Linked DNA regions of Homo sapiens: region 1 is linked to region 2. The links are chromatin contacts, found by Hi-C or POLR2A ChIA-PET in ENCODE. All regions are on one chromosome and are shown on one strand. Each heading gives the region's core, a stretch centred on a gene start or an enhancer-like site at or near the end of the contact. The rest is flanking DNA. Distances are from core to core; before and after follow the strand shown. Region 1 has its middle 28 kb from the start of SUB1. Region 2 overlaps LOC124900954 (a long non-coding RNA gene).

Region 1 (3,100 bases), core at 465-2,964, 90 kb before region 2:
GTGAGCCGAGATCCTGCCATTTCACTCCAGCCTGGGCGACAGAGTGAGACTCCATCTCAAAAAAAAAAAAAAAAAAAAAAAAAAAAACACACAATGGGAGATTCTGGATTGGATCTGAGACCAAAAATGAGGATACTGGTGGGACAGTTGTAAAATTGGTACCATTAGATAATTGTATCAATGTTAGTTTCCTGCATTTGATAATTGTACTGTGGTTACATAAGATATTAACAATTTGAGTGAAGTAGGAATTTGAGTGAAGTACTTACAGAAATCCTTTGTACTGTTTCTACACTTTTCTTTAAAGTCTGAAGTTATTTCAAAACAAAAAGAACTTGGCCAGGCGCGGTGACTCACGCCTGTAATCCCAGCACTTTGGGAGGCTGAGGCAGGTGGATCCCTTGAGCCCAGGAGTTTGAGACCAGCCTGGCCGACATGGCGAAACCCCATCTCTACTAAAAATACAAAAATTAGCCAGGCAAGGTGGCACACACCTGTAATCCCAGCTACTCTGGAGGATGAGGCAGGAGAATCGCTTGAACCCGGGAGGTGGAGATTATTTGAAGTCCACGCCCGCCGACTGGACCTATGAAGCCTCCATGCACATAGTGAGTATTAGCCTGCACTAACACTAACACTAACAAACGCTACCAAATGTGCACTAACACTGCCAGATAACCTTTCTTCATGTTCCTGGTAAACTCACAATCCCACTGTTGAAGAAATCAAGTTTGGATTGTGTTTAGAATAGTGCTTTTGGAAATACTTCACTGATGGCATTCCAATTGGCCATGCTCAGCCAATTGTTAGAGTTGGCTATTTATGAAGGATTGAAGAAAAATACTAGAAAATATAGCCTCACTTTATTTTATATAAAAGTTAAAAATTAATATCCTGGTTGAGCATGGTGGCTCACACCTGTAATCCTAACGCTTTGGGAGGCCAAGGCTGGGGAATTGCTTGAGCCCAGGAGCTCAAAACCTGTCCAGGTAACATAGCAAGACCCCCATCTCTACAAAAAGTCAAAAAAAAAAAAAGCAATGATGGCATGCATCTGTAGTTCCAGCTACTTGGGAGGCTGAGGTGGGGGAATCACTTGAGCCTAGGAGTTCAAGACTATAGTGAGCTATGACCAAGCCACTGTACTCCAGCCTGGGTGACAGAGTGAGACCTTGTTTCAAAAAATAAAATAAAGTATCTTCCCCCACCCTTGATAATATTTCCCTGTGAGCTGGTTTATTTACTATACATATTATTAAAACAAAACATAGAAACAGTTTAGATAGACACTATCCCCTGTGACTGTCATCAACTCAATCTAGTTAAGTTTTAACAAGAAACAAGTTCATTTATCACATTAAAAACTAAATATTGATATATATCATGTTGTTCAAAACTAGTCTAGGTATTTAATGTGGGTATTTCAATGGCTATTTCCACCATTTCACTCTTTGTTTAGTTTTGTTTATACTGATAATGAACATTGTGCAGTTTTTACTTTTTCTTCACGTTTTTTGATTTATTAAAATATTATTGCTAAATCTAATAATAAAACATTCAGACTTGTATTTTGTATTTTTATACGCTTTTCTAATCATTTATTTGTATTTAACAAAAGTAGTGATCCACAACCCATTGGAAATAACCACAATTTGAGAAGCAATGCAGTCGCCTTTGATATTCCCGAGATGGACACTAGGTGGCGCCCAAGGATCTTCTTCCTGGCTGGTTGCGTGATCTTTGCAATGGCACGCTGGTCATAAGGCGCTTGGCAGTGTATAAGTGATAAGGCGCTTTTCCAGTGTAGACGGGCAGAATTGTCAGACCTTTCCTATCTATCAAGTCCACAGAGAAGGCAACTCACTCTCCTTTGTAGGGGACATCTATAAATAATTGAAGTTGACTTACACAAATGAAGACATTTTCATGTTTTGCCTATTGTTGGGAGGCTTCCCAGCTGAATAGAAGTAATCTCTAAACACCAAAGCTGTTACAACTATTGTTATATCAAGAAGACTATTTGAGAGCCTTTGTTCAATAATAGTGACAGGAGCCAACCACATCCGGGCCAAATTATAAAGGAAATCTACAAAGTCTTTTCAATGCCCACATCTCCCAGAATCAGGAGGGCAGTGGAATGGCAGAACAGAATTCTGAAAAATACCTGGCTGATATCAATCTATAAACGAGACCTCGAGAGGCAATCCTTGCATGCAGTCCTCATAAATATGAGATCCACAGTCAACAGAAAGACTCTCCCACACACAATAGACAGCCGAGTACAACACTTCCGGCTGCTCCCCGGGAGCCACTCACAGGACACTCCTATATTTAAACATACATTGAATGCTATTTAAAAACACACATGAAATATATCAAAGCTTTCCATTAAGAGATCTGAGAATCCAACCCTGATGAGCCCTGCCACAGCTACAACCTATGTGAAAGTTCAGCAGAGAAACTTATTCCTTCAGCCTCACTAGGACAGTGCTAACAAAGACCAGCTTATCACCAACACATAAATTGTCAAAGCCTTTAGCTTTCAATACGTTCTTCCCCCTCTAAGACTTTTGCACCACTGGGGCAGACAGCAAGAAGAATGCAGACCCGTCTATGGCCAAGGGCAGACCACAAGAATGCAGACCTATGGCCAAGGTTGACATCAAGAATGCAGACCTGTCTACGGCCAAGGTCGACATCATCCCTTGAGATGACTTGTCAAGGTTTCCAGGCCTGCCACTTGTGACTAGAAGTCTGATTTCCAACTTGTGTACCTGCCTCGAGAGTTTGCTCTGGCCATTCTTCAAGTTTGTCAGCCCAAGTCCTCAAAAACTTGTAAATCTCCCCATCCAACTCTGACCTTGTTTTGCTTGGGGTTGAACGTGCTAGGAATGAATACCCACTCTGTCAAGGAGAATGCAGTGGAACAGCAGCCACTGGAAATCATCCCTGCGTGGAGATAGGCAGTAGCCCTAGTTATTGCCAATAACCTCATGTTCCTACTGATAATCTTGATCATCTTTGGTAGTGAGACAACACAAAGAGATCATGTAGCCTTGGAATAGATACAAGTTTGCCTATTAAATCGGGGGGTCAAACT
Region 2 (3,163 bases), core at 205-2,704:
GTCACCTGATCTCCCAAATTAGACACTTAAAGTCATCTCTGATGTCTCCTTCTTTGTTACTTCCCACATCTAATCTGCTGCTCAAATTTGTCCATTTTTTTCTTTCTTTCTTTGAGACAGGATCTCACTCTGCTGCCTAGGCCAGAGTACACTGGGGCGATCTCGGCTCACTGCAGCCTGGTCCTCCCAGACTCAAACAATCCTCCCACCTCAGCCTCCCAAATAGCTGGGACTACAGGCACACGACACCACAACTGGCTATTTTTTTAATGCAAATTTTTACATTAAAATATGTTTATAAATCATAGTAGTTGTTTTCCCTCTTGATTCAACATTTCTCCCTCCCCTAACAGGAGCCCTAGAACCTGAAGAGCATGTACATTACTAACCAGATATATAATCCAGCCGCCCTGTCCAAACTGGAATCTGATTACTAATGGACTAGAATCGGGGCTGCCCCCAAGGGATGGGAAGCAGTAACTACGCTCTCAGGGAGAATGGGTACTGAGGGTGCCATCAGTCAAAGAGCCGAAAGCTGTGCACTGGGTCCAGGATGACTTGCACACCCTGTTCACTGCACAGTTTCCGACCACCATGGACAGGGGAATCTTGAAACACCAGTCTCACTCAATGATGCCGTATGTCCTTGCTCACATTGATAGTAAAGAGAGTAAATATCATTCTCATGACAATCGGAATGAAGATGAAATTGAGGGTGGTGGCCTGCAGTAGGCAGCAGTCCCGGTGTGGATTGGTATGAACATCTTCGTACTGAACAGGGGGCTGCAATCCTCCTGTACACTTGCTCTTTAACCTGTTTTTTTAACTTGAAGTTGAATTTCCACATTGGTTCCTGTCTGTTCCCAACAATATTTCTGCACCAGAAAAGTAAGCATTTGGAATTCTTTAATGTGCTGGGGGTGCTTGGATTCTTGGAGATTGGAGCAGCAAATGGCTCATACATATATGGTACAGAGATCGGATCACACAAGCCCGGAGACAGCGCAGCTTCTCCATTGACTCTGGTCGCAGACGCAAAGGCAGGGAAGCATCCAGCGTGTAGTGCCTTCGGTACAACCTTGTCCAAAAGGCAGCAGTGCAAGTGACAGTCCGAGCATTCTTACAAATCAGGGAAAAATTCACAATGTCCTCAGGACAGATATAGGAGGCCAGCAATAGCCAAATATCCATGGGATACTCTTCTCCTCCAGCCCCGTCCAGTTCTTCTTTGTGCCTCTTGCTTTTCTTTTTTCTGGAGACAGTTCTCTCACAGATGCTTTCCTCCTGGGCATCGTCTCATCACCGCTGTCGATGATGTCACAGGGCTCACCAGCCCCAGAAAGAGCTTCCTCTGCAGGAACCTGAGAGGCTTCCAAGCCACAAAGAGATTTTACTTCCTGCTGAACAGCGTTGGCTAAGGCTTTCTTGACTCATCCAGACCTCACGACCGCTGGATCCGAGTTGGCGTAATCCACCTCAGTCACTTGTCCAGAGCAGGCGTCGTGGGCCCAGAACTTGAGTCGCTTTCCTCTCTTGGGCATGGCGACCGTATCGGGGCGAGGCCTGCCTAGCTGGCCGGGCCCCCGGGCCATGTCTCCGGCCCGGCTCCGTGGCCTTCCCACACCGGAGGCCGCTAACTCTCCCACAACTGGCTATTTTTTGTATTTTTTGTAGAGACGGGGTTTTGCCCTGTGCCCAGGCTGGCCTCAAACTCCTAAGCTTAAGCAATCCTCCCGCCTCAGGCTCCCATGAGCCACTATGCCTGGCCAAATTCGTCGATTTTTAAACCTAAGTTTTCCCCTTTTCCTCATATACTTGATTTCACATCTTCATCTCTCATCTGAACTATTGTTTCATCATAGGACTTACCGCTCTCTGCAGTGATTTATTCAGATTACATCTGTGTTGAGGAGTAGGCACCGGATGGATGTTCTGTGGTGCTAGTTCTTACCCATGTATGTATGAAACCTGGGCAAACCCCATAGTTTTTCATTAATTCTAAGAGTTAAAAAATATTCCGATCGCGGCCAGGCGTGGTGGCTCACTCCTATAATCCCAGCACTTTGGGAGGTCAGGGCAGGCAGATCACTTAAGGCCAGGAGTTCAGGACCAGCCTGGCCAAGATGGTGAAACCCCGTCTCTACTAAAAATACAAAAATTAGCCAGGCATGGTGGCTCGTACCTGTAATCCCAGCTAGTCGGGAGGCTGGGGCAGGAAAATCATCTGAGCCTGGGAGGTGGAGGTTGCAGTGAGCCGAGATCGCGCCATTGCACTCCAGCCTGGGCAACAAGAGCAAAACTCCATCTCAAAAAAAAAAGATAAGAAAGAAAATATTCTGATTGCTTTCAGCCACAAGAAAAACTAATGTTATAAATTAATATGTCTCATGCAGTATAATCATCGGAACTCTTGACTTTATGTCAACTTGCCTCAGCGTGGCCTGCTCAAGGCAGAAGCATGCAGTCAAGGAGAGGGTGATTGTCTGCTTCTCTTTTTCCTCTGGGAGCCTCTCCTCCACAGCCCGCACTTTCTGGGACTTCTGACCCTCCAGGCTTGGAGTTTCTCTGAACATGTTAAATGATTTGAGCTGATGCTTCTCTCCTGGTTACTCCGATGGGCTGGCCAGGAAGCTGTCTGACTGCTCCTCTTCACTTGGAGTTGGGGAATGGCCTCTGCTTTGGTTTGTCATTCATCACCCTTGGCAACCTTAGCATGGGGTGGCCGTCTCCACACGGACTGTCTCTCTGTTGTGTCCCATCGTACTCTCAGGCAGTCCTCTTGGGCAAGATCTCTTTTTCTCTTTTTTAAAGACAGGGTCTTGCTATGTTGCCTAAGTTGGAGTGCAGTGGCTATTCATAGGTGTGATCATAGCTCGCTGCAGCCTCCAACTCCTGGGCTCAAGTAATCCTCCCGCCTCAGCCTCCCAAGTAGCCAGGACTATAGTCACACCCCACAGTGCCAGGCAAAATCTCTTTTTAAATGATGCCAGGTCAGAATTCATACATCAGTTTTCACCTCTGGTCCCAGAAAATAAGCACCTTAGACCCACTGCTTGGGGAGTGCAGCTGCTTCTAAGGCAGCCTCGCAACCTTTTTTTTTTCAATGACAACTTTATTGACATTTAATGCACGTATCATAAAATTCGCCACTGAAGCACATTCC

Evidence for each region. A loop is a pair of places that touch in the nucleus more often than their neighbours do. ChIA-PET counts read pairs that join two places held with the same protein, here RNA polymerase II (POLR2A). Pooled maps may share reads with other maps.
Region 1: a pooled map shows a loop between it and region 2 (6-fold over the local background). The contact joins two enhancer-like sites. A Hi-C loop is called at or near these places in 1 of 37 single-sample maps with no recorded cell type and 4 of 50 pooled maps. POLR2A ChIA-PET finds 5 or more read pairs at or near these places in 2 of 52 experiments (H1 and activated T-cell).

The regions. Positions count from the first base shown.
Region 1 is chr5:32,611,870-32,614,969 of GRCh38, reverse strand. No RefSeq gene overlaps it. Among named protein-coding and RNA genes, the nearest start is that of SUB1, 28 kb to the right of the region's middle. Within about 2 kb of position 1,714, at least 3 of the 41 ENCODE cell types and tissues checked have a DNase peak (open chromatin) inside an H3K27ac peak, as active enhancers do.
Region 2 is chr5:32,521,187-32,524,349 of GRCh38, reverse strand. The region is part of intron 2 of LOC124900954 (a long non-coding RNA gene); the gene reads right to left. It also overlaps the pseudogene TMEM183AP2. Among named protein-coding and RNA genes, the nearest start is that of SUB1, 63 kb to the left of the region's middle. Within about 2 kb of position 1,454, at least 2 of the 41 ENCODE cell types and tissues checked have a DNase peak (open chromatin) inside an H3K27ac peak, as active enhancers do.